Linked DNA regions of Mus musculus: region 1 is linked to region 2. The links are chromatin loops, found by intact Hi-C in ENCODE. Cell type or tissue: left cerebral cortex. All regions are shown on one strand.

Region 1 (8,000 bases), 150 kb after region 2:
GGTCAGTGGGCGGGCACTGAACAGGAGAGCAGACACACAAAAAAATGAATGGTTCTATGGGAAGCATTGGCTTACAGGCTATCACGTGATGAGGCTTTTACGGTTGTAAAAGAATAAAAACCATATTGTTCCCATTTTGAGGACTTCTATAGACGCCTGTAGTAACTTACATATGCAAATTTGTATGTATGTGTAATTATTTCCTTGCATATCTGAGAAAAACCTGTAAGGAGTCACAATTAAGGGTTGCTGCTTTGGAGGATTAGGGCGAATGTAGAAAGTAAGGGAAGAAGGAACCCTTGTCCACCCCCAGAAGACCCTTGCTTGCTTCTTGACCTATTCCCTATGGAATTTATATTGTAATGTTGCATTACTTACAATGTTAAGTAGAAAAGAAAAGAAGGAAAGAGAAGAGAAGAGGAAAGACCAAAACAATTATTATTTAAGCTTCTGGCTGGAAGAAAGATTTAAATGCACTAATAAACTCAACAGCTAGAGAAGCATTCATCATTCAGCTTTTGTAGAAAATCTAAATCCTGAATGCAGGGTGGCTTCTGTTTCCTGTAACGTAGACACTGAACAGTTGCTGACCCATTGGACTTGGGGTGGCGAATGGGAGTGTCCGAAGCAGGCCTGGGTTGCACTGGGGTCAGGGGACTTTGGTTTGAAGCCAGAGCCTCATCCATACACTCCAGGCTTGGACAATGTAACTCCTATGAGATTAAAAACATCCTTGTATAATGTTGTGAAGATTAAGTTAAATATGTCTGTGAAAATGTATAGTTCAATACTTATGTGCTTAAAATTTTCTGATTGGATTTTAAAAGACTGAGGCTTATATGTTGTAACTGTTTAAGGGATGAGTGACTGCTAGTATTAGCTTTTCTTTAAGAAGTAGTTTTCTCCCCACTTTGATACTTGGTCTTTTTGTCTAAGGACCTCTACAATGAAGGTTACCGAAATATGAGATGTTACAGTACCTCTGGTGCAGAACAATTTATTGTTAAGGGTATACATAACTGGAACCAGCTTAGTTGAGCCTAGAAAATGCATAAAGGAGGTCTTACATTCACCCCAATGGTGCATCTGTTAGGCAAGTTCCAGCAGTGTAACGTGACTCATGTCACTCCTGTGACCCCTGCCCTGTGTTTCAGAGGGGAGTCTCTGGACAATCTGGATTCCCAGCGGCCGGGTTCTTGGAGGCAGTCCCCTTGGCACAGCCAGCCTGCCGGGGTCTATGCGTCTTCCTCTGTCCAGGACTTCAGTCGCCCCCCACCTCAGCTGTTGTCTACATCAAACCGTGCCTACATGCGGAACCCATCCTCTGCGGTGCCACCTCCAGCCGGCTCTGTGAAGACCTCCCCAGGGTCTCCCTCTCCACGCAGCCATTCCCCTTCCATGTCACAGTCAGGCTCTCAGCTACGGAATAGGTAAGGCCCCTTGTGTGGTCCCTTTGTCTTAATTTTAAGGGTGTTCCTTCTTTAAAATCATCCAGTAAAGAAGAAAAGCAAGTCCTTTTGAGTGCATGGAATTGGGTGTTCCTGTATCAAAGCTGTTGAGAAGGCTTTCTCCTGCCTCTGTCTGCCGCCTGCCTAGTGTTTACAAATGTCTGGTAAAGGCACTGGAGATCTTTGACATGTCTGCACGTTGCCAGGCTCTCTGTTGCCCGTGCTTTTGGTCAGTGTCTCAGATGGCCGCTTTCTCTGGATAGATCACCATGTGGCATCACCAAACAAAACAGTAGCTCGTGAATGCTTTTCATATTTATGACCGAGAACAGTATTATGAAGTGTGTTGGACTTTTAATGGCACTTGAATAGAAGCTCATTGGAATGGAATGTGAAAGAAGAGCATGATAAGAAGGCTGCATAGCCTGGGTAGTTTCAGCAAACTGGATTTAAAGAAAACCATCCTGAAGGTTTGATCTTGTGTTTGGAGTCTTGGATTGCTTTGACTGTTACCCGATCTGCTAGCGTTCTGCTCCGGCCTCATCACTTGGCTCCTGTAGTTCGTGTGTTATATAGGGAGGTGGCAAAGTTAGGTAGCATCTCGCATGGCCATTTGCCTCTGGGCTATGGGGTGAAGCCCTGATGTCCGCGTGGGTTGTGTTTTCAGAGGTTCACAGTCGTCTTTAGTCATCCCAAAGGAGTTCTAGTTCCCATCACAAATACAATGATTAGGGGTAGAAAGCCATTTGTATTTGGATACTTTTAAGCTGTTAAGTAGTAGACTTAGATAAGAAAATGCCGTCTATCAGTCCAAGACAATGGTATGGTTACCAAGGTCCACAAACTATATTAGGGTGTTGAATTACAAGAGAAATGGTGAGGAGGCCAGTGCTTTAGTGTAGATGGAGTTTGCAGAGGACAGGAACTACCATTCACGGACTCTCCCACGGAGGGTCCATATGTGAGAATAGAACAGGAGAGGGCTTGGGGCAAGCCTTGGGATTTTCTGCCCAGGGAAGGTCTCTGTCCAGCAGATTGCTCTCTTCTCCAACTCTCAATAGCTATGCATCCCCTGCACTCCTTAGTGGGACTGTGGTTCTGTTTTCCTTCTGAGTGGGTGGGAAAGGATGGGTGAAGATGAAGGGGTTATCCCTTTAAAAGCACTAGGCAACCAGCCCCAGATGTGTAAATAAAACGGGAACCGCCATCCCTGGCTCATCCGCAGCTCTTAGGCAATAATGACATCCTTCTCAACAGAGGTGGAGCCAAGAATGTGTTTAGGTTTCTAACCAGAAAAGTGAAATAAGAAGGGCTAAAAAGTAACTCAGAGAAGGCAAACCACAGAGAATCAGATGGCCCTGAGGGTGGAATGCCCTGAGTGGAATTTTGTGTATCAGCCAACTGAATTAATTAGCAAGAGGATGTAACAGAGCAGAAATACTGGTGAGTCCATATGTAACCAAAGGGGGAATGCCATCAAAATCCCAAATGGACCAATTGCATCCCCTCGAGCCTCTATCAAGACAGTTCAAGGTATAGTGAAGGCATGCTTTAGTTGGCTGCAGAAGGTTTCTCTCCTACGGCTATCAAGATACTTTCTTAAGTTACCATTGTTGCTGCCGCCGATGCCGAGTGTGACTTTAAATGCCAACCTTGCACAGCACACGTGAAAGCCTCCGTTCCGTTCTTGTTCCGCATCTAGGTCAGTGAGTGGGAAGCGTGTGTGCTCCTACTGTAATAACATTCTGGGCAAAGGAGCCGCCATGATCATCGAGACCCTGGGTCTTTCTTATCATTTACATTGTTTTAAGGTGAGCCTGAGTCAGAGAGCTTGCCGCCGCTGCCAATGCCGATGCTACCACCACCGCTGCCGCTGGCCTGCCGCACTTTGCTTGGAGAGCGCATGGCTTCTATGAGCCCCGCCCCGGGTTGTGGATGTGCCACTAACAAGCTTGGTGCTGTTATCTGTCCGTCTGTGCCGTGCTGGTGTTGCAGATTGCTTGCTACCGCTTAATTTTCCAACCTGGAATCTTCTTTTATATGTTAGTCTGGAAGGCCTATGCTTTTTGTAGCTCAATATGCTAGAATTCTATAAATAAAATTTACAGTGCACAGTGTGTTCTCTAGCGTGCTGCCATGGGTAGACTTAAAATTTAATTTACCAGTGTTTTTAGCAACATGGAGACATGCAGTTATCAGTGTCTCAAACGATAGCTTTTAATAGTGTCTAGAAGGAAAACCACTGTAAATATTTTTACAATTGCATAGCCTGCCTGCCTATTCCTGATATTTTTGTTTTTTGTTTTCCTATATAGTAAAAGGTTCAGGCTGTAATTCTTTGTTTTATAGTGTCTAGGCCTATAAACACACATCAGGTTTCATTTTTGAGCTTTCATTAGGCCAGAAGAAAGTCTCCCTATTTTTGATCCTGGAATTCCAAAGTTAGCAGCTTGCTTAAGCATATAAATTTGTGCTGTATCCATGTAGAATAGACTGAGTCAGAACAGTGTTTGAACACACCCAACACAGACACACACACACACACACAGAGGGAGAGAGAAAAAGAGAGACAGAGACAGAGAGACAGAGAACACCAAAGCCCCTAACCTTGACATAAAGCACCCCTTATGGAATACTCAACCAGTGATGTCAAGACACTGGGAACGGTCCACTCCAGACTGGAATGCCAGAAACCCAGGTTGTTTTTCTCTCTGGTTCTTCCATGTTCGTTAGTATTGATTTCCTTGGAGCAATGAAGTCTGAATTTCCTTAAGCCAATCATCAATTTGTTTTCAAATTTCTTTACCCTCAGTAGATTTAGAATGATCATCTTGGCTCTCAAAATTTGCTTTCTGAGTTCTTAGTGTCTAATCTAGCAGGCTTGATTTAAATCCACTAATTGCCTTTTGGCCTCTCCCATCCCTTTGCTTTAATGTAGTATACCCAAGAGTTTCAAGGCTGCATCCTATAATCCTCTTGCTCACTTCCGTATATCCCATCATCCCCTGTGTCTCTCATCTTCTGAGAGAGCTCCAGGCTCTTTGTAGTTAACTAATTGTATATATATATATATATATATTTGTTTTTTTTTGTCTATCAGTGTGTCTCCTGTGGGTGTGACCTCGGAGGCTCTTCCTCAGGAGCTGAAGTCAGAATCCGAAACCACCAACTCTACTGCAATGACTGCTATCTCCGATTCAAATGTAAGAGAGCAAATCAGAGAGAAAATTTCTTGTCTTTTGAGGAGACCACGGGTTCCTATGTCTTTCCCTGAGCCTTGAGCTACCTCCTCTTCCTGAGAGTCCCTGTCATAGGGTCCTGGGCTCAGATCCTCTTCAAAGAGGCTGTGCAATGAGTTCCAGCCACTCAGGAGAGGGTTGTGGGGTTGGGGACCTGGAGGGGCTTGTATCCAGAAATCGGGACATTGACTCTGGTTTGCATAGATCCTGGAGAAACTTCTAATACCTCATGGAAAACAGGATACAGGGTTAAGGCAAGTCCTCTGAACAGACTTTGGTCTGCCTCCTGATTAAGGCTTCATCTTCATCATCAACTTATTTCCATATCTAATGATAAGACCTTAATGTGATTTATAATGTAATCAACTTTGAAAATGCTTGCATTACTATATAACCATGTATTATTCATATATAAAATTTTGAAAAAGAGAATTTTAATTCTGTCTATATGGTGTTTCAGTGTTACTGAATTAAAAAAATAAGTGTTACTTTCTTTTTAAGCATGTGTTTATGAGTATCTCATAGTGTAGGGTAGCATAACTCTGTTGTGTGTTGTTTATAGCCTCAGTAAGGAAGACAGCAGCTGTTGCTGTATATATATAGTTTTGAACCTTGATGCTGGTAACGTTTTTCTTCCTTGTTGTGAAAGGGTGGCACAAGTGGTATCTACAAACCTATTGCTTTTGAACTCAGAGGTATTTATGCGGTCCTTTATGTGCAGAGTGTTTGAAAATGATTTGAACCGGTCAACTCTCTTTTATCTGTCAGCAACTTCTTTCCTGGTTGTCCAGGCCTTCCTGGAACGCTGACCCTGAAGGTGGGAGAATGTCTAGGCTGGGCATGGGGTCTTGGCAGTGTGTCTGTGTGTGCACTTTTCTCTCTTAAACCCAAAGCCAAACATAATTGATTTTTGGAACCACTGCTCACGCCTTTTCTCTCCTTCAGTACGAGTAACAGAGAGTTGAAGGTTTTGTTTTTGTGTTCATTCATACTCTGTGTTTTACAAATAAAGAATTCTAGACCCCAGAGGCTGCAATTGCCTGCCTTTGTCCTAAGACTAAGCGGCAGGTAACTCTTCCTACCTCACTGGGCCACTCTGAGTGACGACTGCTTATGAACTCCCTTGAGCTGACATTCCCGTTTCTGAATCTGAGTGCTTTTCTCTCTTCTCTCCTTTGCCTAATCAGCTGGACGGCCAACCGCCATGTGATGTAAACCCCCATTCGAAAGCGCTGTTGCAGATAGAAGAGGAGGCGCTTGTCACTGATGCAGAGCTATAAAAAAAAAAATGCTGGATGGTTTTTTCCCCTCTTTTTTTTTTTTAAAGGAATAATCATTGCCTCGTTAAATGACATAGGAACACTGTGGTGTTGGTAGGACCTGTATTTTTGTTGTTTATTTATAAGAAGGTAATTATGTGTGTGTGTGTGGGGGGGGGAGGAGTGCAGTATTGACCTTTTAAATTCAGCATCCTAAAAGCACAAGTGGAAAAGAAAACTAAACAAAGCTCAAGAACTTAAAATCCTTCTCATACTCATATGATTAATGATCTCGTTTGACTCTCTAGTGGTTTTTCGAAGAAGGTATTTTATTTTAATTTTTTAAGTTCTTAAACATTATTTGAAATAGTTAATATAAATGTGTAACTGTGTTTGTTTATTATAATGTATTCTAAGTTAATGTGGATCCATATGAAAAATTTCACTTAAATCCACTCATAAATTTGCTTCTTTTGTGGTTTTCTTTACACGGAAATAATCCAATTGAAAAATAATTTTGCCTCTCTGTAATGTTTTATTGGTTTGAGGAGGGCACTCAATTTTCTTTACAAGGACTGTTGATGCTAAGCAAATGCCAGGAGAGGGCTGTTTACTTTCAGTAATGAAAAATATCCATGGCTTGTATACCAGTGATTTCCTCCAGAAACACGTGAGCTCTTCTGTTCCGCTGCCTTTGTAAATAAACTTGGTGATGCATTTAAGGAATGCTTTTTAAAACTCTTTATTGTTTCTAATTATTTAATGCGTTTGTGTTTCTAAAGTATGTGGTGTGTATGTATGTGTGGTGTCTGTGTGTGTGGCATGTGTATGTGTGTGTAAGAAGGTAATTATGTGGCAGGTGTGTGTGTGGCATCTGTATGTGGGTGTGTATGTGTATGGAGTCTGTGTGTGTGTCATATGTGTGTGTGTGTACCACAGGCACGTGAGTGTTTGTGGAGGCCAGGGGAGGGTGTTGGGTTACCTGGAGCTGGTGGATGAGAGACATCCATTATGGCACTGGAAACTGAGCTCAGGCCCTGAAGAGCACCAAGCTATCCTCCTGGCGACCCTGCCCCAAGGCCCCCTCTCATGCCTTTTAATTCTATTTAAGTGTGCACACCTTCTTTATTACATCTTACATATCTTTACTAAGGAGCAATTGACACATAAGACAAACTGCATATGTTTATATTCAGTGTGTATAACTTGGCAAGTTTTGGTGTGTGACTTCCTGCTACACTATTCCCACAACCACGATGGTTCTGTAGAAGTTTAATCTTAATCAATAATTTTATTTCCGATAATGTTATGATTTTGAATGTGCTTTTATGGCAATGGAAGTGGCTGTTGGATCAGCTTTTAAAGATCTATTCTTTTTTTTCTCCTAGGGAGTTTGGAAAAATATCTAGAGCAAAAGCAGTGCTTTAAGACAAGAAATATGGATCAAAAATAGCTAATATAAAATGTTAGTGAGCTTTGAATAAAAATATAAGGACCCTTGGCTCCTTGGTAAAAATGCAAATACTGCGAGAGCTATGTTAGAGGAGGCTTAAAATACATACTAAAGCGTTAATACGGGAGGAAAATAAGAATCAGTTCCAGAGTGTTTGGTTGCTGAGTAATTCTTTTTATTTCCAGTTATTAAAGTAATATGTACCTATTAAGGACATTTTGCCAAATTCCCCATAGCATTTGGAACGTAGCCTACAGCTCCAAACGCCAACGAAAGCACCAGTGTTTGAACTCATTCGGCATGCGCGTGTTTATCCTGCGACTTAGCTAACACTGGCTGAGTTTTCCATAGTCTTTTTTAAATTTATTTAATTTTATTTGTAATTCAGTTTTTACACTCGCTATTCTGTTTCCCGCCCCTCCCTGTCCACCCTCTGACTGCTCCACATCCCACACCCCCTCCCCCACCCCACCTGACCTCTAAACTCCCTGGAAGTCCTTTTCATCATGCATGTTACTCAAGCATTCTACCCCAGGTTATACCCCTAAGTCTCTGTTTCTTTTTATTTAATTTTTATTGGTATTTTTTTTATTACACACTG
Region 2 (8,000 bases):
AGATGAAGCTGGCCTTGAACTCACAAACATCGCCAGCCTCTTCCTCCAAGATGCTGGGATCAAAGGCCTGGGTCACCACGCCCAACTCAGATACTCTTTGTCTTTTTGAGAATCCAAGGCTTCTGTGTTGCCTGTAGTCTTTCCAACTTCCAGAGGGCCTATGAAGTCTAGAAGCTTCTAATTCCATGACTTTTGCTTCAACTTCAGCTACGTTCTTCTGTGCTCTAGTTGGCTGTAGTCATATCCTAGAGAGTCTTTCCCATCATTAAATGATTGCGTTGTCCCCTAGCTTGACTCAACAGCTTCGTCTTCACAGTACTCAGCTCCTCTCTACTGTCTTCCTTCCGCTCCGTGCCGTGGTTTGCCCAAGCCAGGAGTCTTCATGAGACCATTCTCAGATGGATTTTTTTGTCCTCTTACGTCACTTTGGGAAATCTCCAAGTGTTTTTGATATTATTTGTGTCTTTGTAGGTTATTAATTCAAACATTTTTTTAATTTATTATTTTTGACACTTTATTATGTGTATGTGATGTTTTCTGCACTTTCATCCTGCATCTCCCCCACCCCCCAACCCTTCCCTCCAACAATGCCCCTGACCCTTAGTGAGGGGTTGAGCCTCATGCACCTCTCCTTCATGTATGCTGAAATGGTGATGGGCCAGTCTTGCTCAGGTCTCCTGCAGGAAACCACAGCTGCAGTGTGTTCGGGAGGGCAGTGGTCACATCGTTTGTGTCCAGAAACCACTGCTTTGTAGCACTCACCTTCAACCTCTATCTTCAGTTTTGTTTTGGGGAACAAGGCTAGCTTAGAAGTCATTGTCCCCAGCTTCCCGAGTGCTTGGATTACAGGTAGGTGCAACCATGCTTGGCTTAGACTAGGTCTTGAATGATCTCAGAAGCCCGTGTGTTAAAGATGTGCTCACCAGAGTCCTGGTGTTTGGAGAGGTCATTGGAGGTATGTTTTAGAGAGTCATTTTGGCATACTGACTCCTTCTTTTACGTTCTTTGCTTCGTGACTGTGAGGAGAGTAATTTGACATTACTATAGGCTCCTTCCTTGTTCTGCCTTGGCACACCCCAAACAACTGGGGCTCATGGGTAATGGACAAGACCATCTACAAATGGAAGCCAAAGTGAGCCTTCCCTCATTATACGTTAATCATCTATCGCTAGGATTTCACTATGGTGATGGAGCATTGATGACCATCTTGTTTGGTTTATAGAAGTTAGAGTCCACAGGTTGCAGTGTATATTCTTGTAGAAATCTCTCTGCCCATCGTGAGGATTGCCAGTGGGTTGTTTTTGTTTAGTTCTTCTCATCATGGTGGTGAGCAGTCGGGATCATTTAGTGAATGTAGTTATAATGGTGGGTCAGGTGCATGCTTAGCCTTATTATTATTATTATTATTATTATTATTATTGTATTGGAATTAGTACAGCGCACCTTAGGGTCCAACAGCATAATATTCATATTCATTATATAAACTATTATGGTTCTCATCTCTTACTGGTTTTGACTCCACAGCTTTTCAGACTTGCCGTATTGTACAAATACAGGCGAGTAAATAATGAAGGGCACTATGAGGCTTTGTGCAGCCCTGACATTTGTTCTATTTTTAGGCTATTTCTGGACTCCGGGCTTTCATCATGCCGCTATTAGGAAATTCATCAAACTTTCATATTGCCTGCGCTGGGCTCCATTGTCTGTGGCTGCCATCTGCTCCGCTCGGGGCGGCCTGATGATTATTTCATGTGCTCCTGCAACCCTCCTGTCTTCGCTGCTCTTCAGCCTCTTCAGCTTTTTCGTTCTTTGCCTCTGTTCTCTGTTCCTGGGTGTAGGAGAATTGTCACTTTTCTGAGGAGGAGGGAAACTTTAGTGAACATTGCTGTAGGTCTTTGCTCTCTCTCTGACTATTGCCAGGTTTTCCCTTGTCTCCGTCTCTCTTTTGCCTGAGCCAAATTCAAATTTTTAAGGACTTAAAAGATTTAAAAATGAATCACAATCACTTGTTGCACATGTACTGTGGTGCGTGAAGATCACCTGACACCTCATGGTGATTCCTGACTTCAGTAAACTTTTGGTCTAGGACAGAAAAGAGTGGCCTTAAGAATGATGAATTAAAGCTATTGTAATTCCCGGGTTGCTGGCTTAGTAACTCAGAGTCTCAGAAGGTGCTGGGAGGAAAGGGTTGACTCAGGAACATTGGTCTTTGTGGAGGCCGTGGAGAGAGGCCGTTTGAACTGTGGAAATGGACTAAGGAAAGCACTGAGCCTTTAGGAAGGTCAGAGTTTATGGGTCGATGTGACTTTGGGAAAGCCAAAGCAAGATGGCTATTTTTAAGGAGTACAAAGTAGAGTTTTGAAAAGTATTCAAGAGACAAAAGATTAAGGCCGAGCCATGCTTCCACCCTTCCATCCATCCATTCATCCATCCATCCATCCATCCATCCATCCATCCATCCATCCATCCATCGATTGGAGGAGCCTGTGTTCATATCTGTGCCAGGTGCAGAACCTGAGTGGGTGGGGCATGTGGCCGCGGAGCAGCGAGGAAGGGCAGAGCCTCTGAGGCTTGAGTTTAAGCAATGCAGAAAATGTAAATCCTAGGATTTCAACAGAAAGTGAGGTGTGCATGGCTCTCTGAGGACTGTTCACCCAATCGGGTTGGAGACGAGGAGTGAGGCAAGATTCTTCTAGATGACATACTCAGCTGGGAGAGTAAAGTTGAGGCAGAAGGATCCAAGGACAGGCCAGAGCTAGATGACTAACACCATTTGCCTCTGTGAGAAACATTTGTAAGGCAGGCGAACCCCGCCCCAGAGTTTGACACAAAGAGTGGTTTACGGCCAGGGTGAAGCAAATCACCCTGTTAGAGCTTTCCTGATTAACCCATGCCCTGCCGCTTCCCATCCAGTCCCACCCTGCCACAGGCCCGCCCAGTTCGGATGCATAGTCAAGCGAGGATCTGAACTGCCTGCCACATGGTAATGCTAGGCCGGGGAAGCAGATCTCTGTGTCCGTGAGCCCCAGGAAAGTCTCCTGTTGGGGGAGGGAAATTGTCAAGAGGACTGAGAAGACTCTCAGAAGTCTTAAGTTTGGCGTCTGAACACTTCTTAAGTCAGGGTTTCTTTCTGTAAAAATGCATATACATTTGTAGTCTTGAGGATTGAAGCCAGGCCTACACCTATACTTGGCTAGTGTTGTGGCATTGAGCTATCTGTCAGGCTTCTCTTAGAACTACGGAGGGTCATAGATCTACAAGTAAACTGATTCTCTACTTTAATATACAAACTTTTACGTACAAAGTGTCAAAATCTATCCGAGTGAACCAACAATGCTCCTGTGGGAACACTCTAGAAGCCTTCGTATACTTAGTAAAGGCTACAGTTTTGCAGTATTATAAAAATATTTCTCACTTTCACCAAATACAACCTTATGTTGTGTTTTAAACCTCACAATGAGCTGTTTTGTTGAAATTCTTTTTAGTAATGTGCCTGGATCCAGTCATTAATATTTAGACTCCTGCAGTACTGAGAACATACCAGACAGTGGCAGCAAAGAACAGAGACGGATTTCAGGCTTTGTTTCGTTTGTCCTCTAAGGAAGAGTACTGTGGAGGTGACAGTTTGGTGCAAATTTGTTCTCTCATAAGGAAGCCCGAAGTACCTGTTTAAAATCAAACACATACCAGAGGAATCCAGGCTTCTTGGCAGGTCCTAAGTCCTTCCCATCCAAACAGTTTGTCTTGTAGTCATATCTCAGTGACACACAGAGTCAGAGGAGAACTTCTAGGCCAGCCCAAGACATTTGAATCAGAATCTTCCAGAGAAAGGCCTACAAACTTGGCTGTGTTTCACTAACTCTGCAGACAGTGAGTCTCTACACTCAGTTAAGAGTTGACAAGTTAGTCCTTCCTATGGAGCATCATGAGTCTATGAGGTGGTGTTCACAAACCAGGCAAGGAGACAAAGGGCATCAGGAACATCCCTCCACACGGCTGTTCATCACTCAGGACCAGGCACTCTTGGTTATGACGTAATGCTGTCCGGATACTGTTCTCCATTTTCAAAGAGAACTTATAGTTCTCAGCATACTGCGTCAGCGTTGCTAAGGGAGGTCACTGGGTTTCCTGAAGAAGGATTCCTAAGGCCATCAGTATTTGGGGAAGAAACCCAATTAATCAATGTCTATGGGTTAAGTATACGGTACATTATATGTCTTAAGTAAGCTCCAAAATGGTGTTTAAAAATTATTCTCTACCTTTTAAACAAATCACCCTAGTAAGTACAAATAAAACTAGTTCTTGGTCAAGGATATTTTAAATTAGTAAGTTAAACTTTTGAGGTGAACTGGAAACGTGATTGAGATCTCCTAAGGCTCAGAAAGAGTCTAAAGGAAAGAGCTTAGCATCTGAGTTGCTTGAGGAAGGGATTTCTTAGTAGTCCTGTAGTTGGAAGTGTGGCTCACTCACAGAAGACAGCTAGTGGAAGTTTGTATACCCAAGAGCTGGGGCCCCATTTGTTATACTTTTAGGTATGTTTTAGATCTCGTGTGTTGAAAACTAACAAAGGAAGTTATGGAAAAGATAATAAATGGACTGCAGAGATCTTAATTCTGTGGAATTGTTACCCACAATGCAAAGGAGACACATCATGACCTTTTTTGTCGGGCTTCTTTCCTTCTGCCTATTTCCAAGAATCATCCATGCTGTATCGTGTATCAGCACTTCAATATTTCACTATATGGTTTTAATTGTAGTCAATTTATTCATTGATTGATTGATAAGCTTTTAGGTGGCACCCACTTCTTTTGCTTAACATGAGCAAGGCTAAATAAATATAAATGTTTGTGTCTGAGATTTCATGTGGAAAAAAGGTTTTCATTTTCTTTGAGATCAAAGTAGGGATAGAATTGTAACTCTCTCCTTGCTTCCTGGAATTCCTTGTTGAGTTGGTTACTGGGAGCTTGACAAGTAGATTCCTGAAGAACTGTGTCACTGTTGATCAGTGCCACAGACAACCTTAGGAGTAGACATCCATGAAGAGTCGTTGAGTGGGATGTTTATGTCACAGACATACGAACTCCGTCTCTCGATGCCAAACTTACACTGAAGAGTGAATTGTATCATTGTCACCAAAGGGTAGACCTCTCAATTTGAAGTCCATATAGGACTAAGTAGTGACTCTTCACCTGAAACTGTAATGTAGCCACACCATTTCTAAAAATGAATGTTTCCCACAGTGATGACTCTCACGGGAATTCACGGGGAGCTAGGCAGGCCATTGTTGAGACTTGTTCATGTGTGTGAGACATTTCTGTACAAAACAACAGCATCTTTTGACTCTTGAAAACCCATGATTATATTAAGCATTATAACTATACTTGAAATATTCTGATAATGGATGCTCACATCCACTTACGACTTGTATACCCACTACTTAAAAACTTGTTGATCTGGAAAAAAATAACTCATGCAGTAGTCAGGGCTTTGGGGAGACTTTTTCATGAATACTTTCTATCCACTTGCAACAGTTTAAATTGGAGTATGGACCTATGTTTGGAGACAAAATTTAATCTTTATAAGTAGTAGGTGCTAGCAAAATAGACGTGTTTAAGAGGAACACATTTGGGGGTTTGCTGTCTCCAGAGACCTTAACTTGTGGCTAACAGGGCTCATGTGGTCTTGGTTTTGTGTCCCAAGCAAATTTGTGCCTACTATCAGCACTGGAGGGAATCTTCCTTTCTTGTAGTTTCACTTAGTCCTTCCCATTGGTGTTTATCTTTGGGCTCCATCACTATAGCCACTTAGAGCGATTAGCTTGAGCTATAAGATTAAAGTGGATTATGGCGCTTGGGGTGTAACTTGTCCTGCATCAGAAATTATTTTACTTCTTTTCTTTGCTCAAGGAATGTAGCCTAGCTGGCATTTGGCTCCATAATGACTGAATGAGAACCTCAAGTGTTTAGACTGTTTCATATTTTTGCTGTTTCTTTCCCTGTGTGGGCCCGTGCCTGAGGAACTTGCATTGGGAGGTGTAATTACTACACCCACTCTTAGAGGAAGGTCTTGAAGAGGGCAATGGCTTTGGAAAAATTTTTAGACTTGTGACCACCATGAAACATTGTATTCTGTTTAGAATTGGTGATCTGTGCAATTCTGATGACCACAGACTTGGAAGACTTGTGAGTTGGCTTTGGTTTTGCTATCAGATGATATTAGTATTGGCAGAAATAGCTCTGGTACATTCCAGAATATTATGTAGTACAATGCCAAGGTTTAATAGAGGCTAGTGATTGGGGAATCATGCCCCTCAAAGCTATGTTATTTGCTGAATATACAATATCATTTCACCAATTCACATGCTACAACTCAGAGACTTAACCACAGTTCACAGAGGTGCCTAGCCTTAAAATACCATTTTGCCCACACATTTCAAAACAGGGTTAGACTCTTAAAGGGGAAATGAATTTTTCAGTTTATTTTTTATTAATTTTTCAGTAAATGGACAAAATAATTTTTTTAAAAGATTTTATTTATATGTAAGTACACTGTAGCTGTCTTCAGACACTCCAGAAGAGGGAGTCAGATCTCATTACGGATGGTTGTGAGCTACCATGTGGTTGCTGGGATTTGAACTCCGGACCTTCGGAAGAGCAGTCGGGTGCTCTTACCCACTGAGCCATCTCACCAGCCCCCAATTTGTTTATTTAGAAGACAGTTTAACAGGGAAGCTAGATTCTAGTCCAGGAAAACTTTCAAATTAACAGGTCCACCATGGTACAAGCTCTGGTTTAAAGGGTTATTCCCACCTACCAAGGGTGTATCACCAAAGTGTCTTAGTTATGGTTACTATTGCTGTGATGAAACACAATGACCAAAAACAAGTTGTGGGGGAATGAGTTTATTTTGCTCATAGCTCAAGGCAAGCCTATCACTGAGGAAAGTCAGGATAGTTATGGAAGGAGGAGAGGACCTGGAGGCAGAGGCTGATGTAGCTGCCATGGAGGAATGCTGCTTACTGGCTTACTCCCATGGCTTGCTGAGACTGCTTTCTTAAAGAACCCCCAGGACCACCATCCCAGGGGTGTCCCCACCCATAATGGGCTGGGCTCTCTCCCATTGGTCACTAGTTCAAAAATAAAATGCTTCCTAGACTTGTCTCCCTATAGCCTGATCTTCCAGATGCGTTTTCTCAGTCAGCGTCTCCTCCTCTCAAGATGACTTCTCTCAGATGTCAAGTTGACCTAACAAGCCAGAACACCAGCGTGACACCAGTGTTTTCCCAGACCTTGATTTTTAATCCTTGAGCAACTGGCAGATCTAGGATTTGTTTCTCACCTGTGGGAGTTGTGGGCTATGTGAGTTAAGTGAGCCTTGGAATGAAAGCTGTGTCTTTCTCCAAAACCTAAGTCACACTCTTCCCCTGGAGATCAACCTCATGTAACCCAAAGCTTTATCTTCTTGCCTGGATGTAGTCCTAGGAGGAATACTTGGATTTCCCATGAGTGCTGAGCACGCACGGGTCAGCTGCATCTTAGCCAGGGAGGAGCTGAGTGACATAGAGCCTGTGGTAGGGACTGGGGAGCGTGAGGCACAGGAGGGAGGATCCTCTCTCTACTTAGAGGTCACCAAATTGAATGTTCAAAGCTTGCTGACCCAAGTCTCAATGTCAGTAAGTTTTCTGTAACTTACTTTTCTTTATTTGTAAACTTGGGTATATTGGTTACTTTTCTGCTTGTTCTGACAAGGAAGAACAACTTAAAGGAGCAGGGATTTATTCTGCCTCATGGTCTGAGGGGATTCTCTTCATGGTGGTAGGCTGTCAATGCAGGAGCTTGAGGCTGCTGATTTGTACCTTCGTAGACCTGGAAGCAGAGACAGGAAGCAGGGAAAGCTACAAATGCAAAGGTCTCTCGAAGTCTTCACTTCTCCTGGGGAGGCTGCATTTCCTAAACAGTCCACAACTTCCAAAAACAACATCATCTAAGGACCATGTGTTC

Evidence for each region. Hi-C counts contacts between places; a loop is a spot of excess contacts. Peaks named below come from ENCODE experiments on the same cell type or tissue, not always from the same donor. Only the 100,000 strongest peaks of a DNase experiment are listed, where the experiment ranks them.
Region 1: a loop joins it to region 2, with 4 times the contacts of the local background. A loop is called at or near these places in 25 of 42 quality-filtered maps.

What each region holds. Positions count from the first base shown.
Region 1 is chr14:101,928,022-101,936,021 of GRCm38, forward strand. It overlaps Lmo7 (LIM domain only 7), which reads left to right. Exons shown (of 31, transcript NM_201529.2): 28 at 1,155-1,430; 29 at 3,151-3,259; 30 at 4,549-4,651; 31 at 5,875-6,672. The coding sequence ends at 5,897. Among named protein-coding and RNA genes, the nearest start is that of Lmo7, 200 kb to the left of the region's middle. In left cerebral cortex, no CTCF peak of the experiment used is centred here; DNase peaks (open chromatin) are centred at 3,141 and 3,347; H3K4me3 peaks cover 897 bases; H3K27ac peaks cover 1,362 bases.
Region 2 is chr14:101,778,560-101,786,559 of GRCm38, forward strand. The region is part of intron 1 of Lmo7 (LIM domain only 7); the gene reads left to right. Among named protein-coding and RNA genes, the nearest start is that of Lmo7, 53 kb to the left of the region's middle. In left cerebral cortex, a CTCF peak has its summit at 3,546; a DNase peak (open chromatin) is centred at 3,560.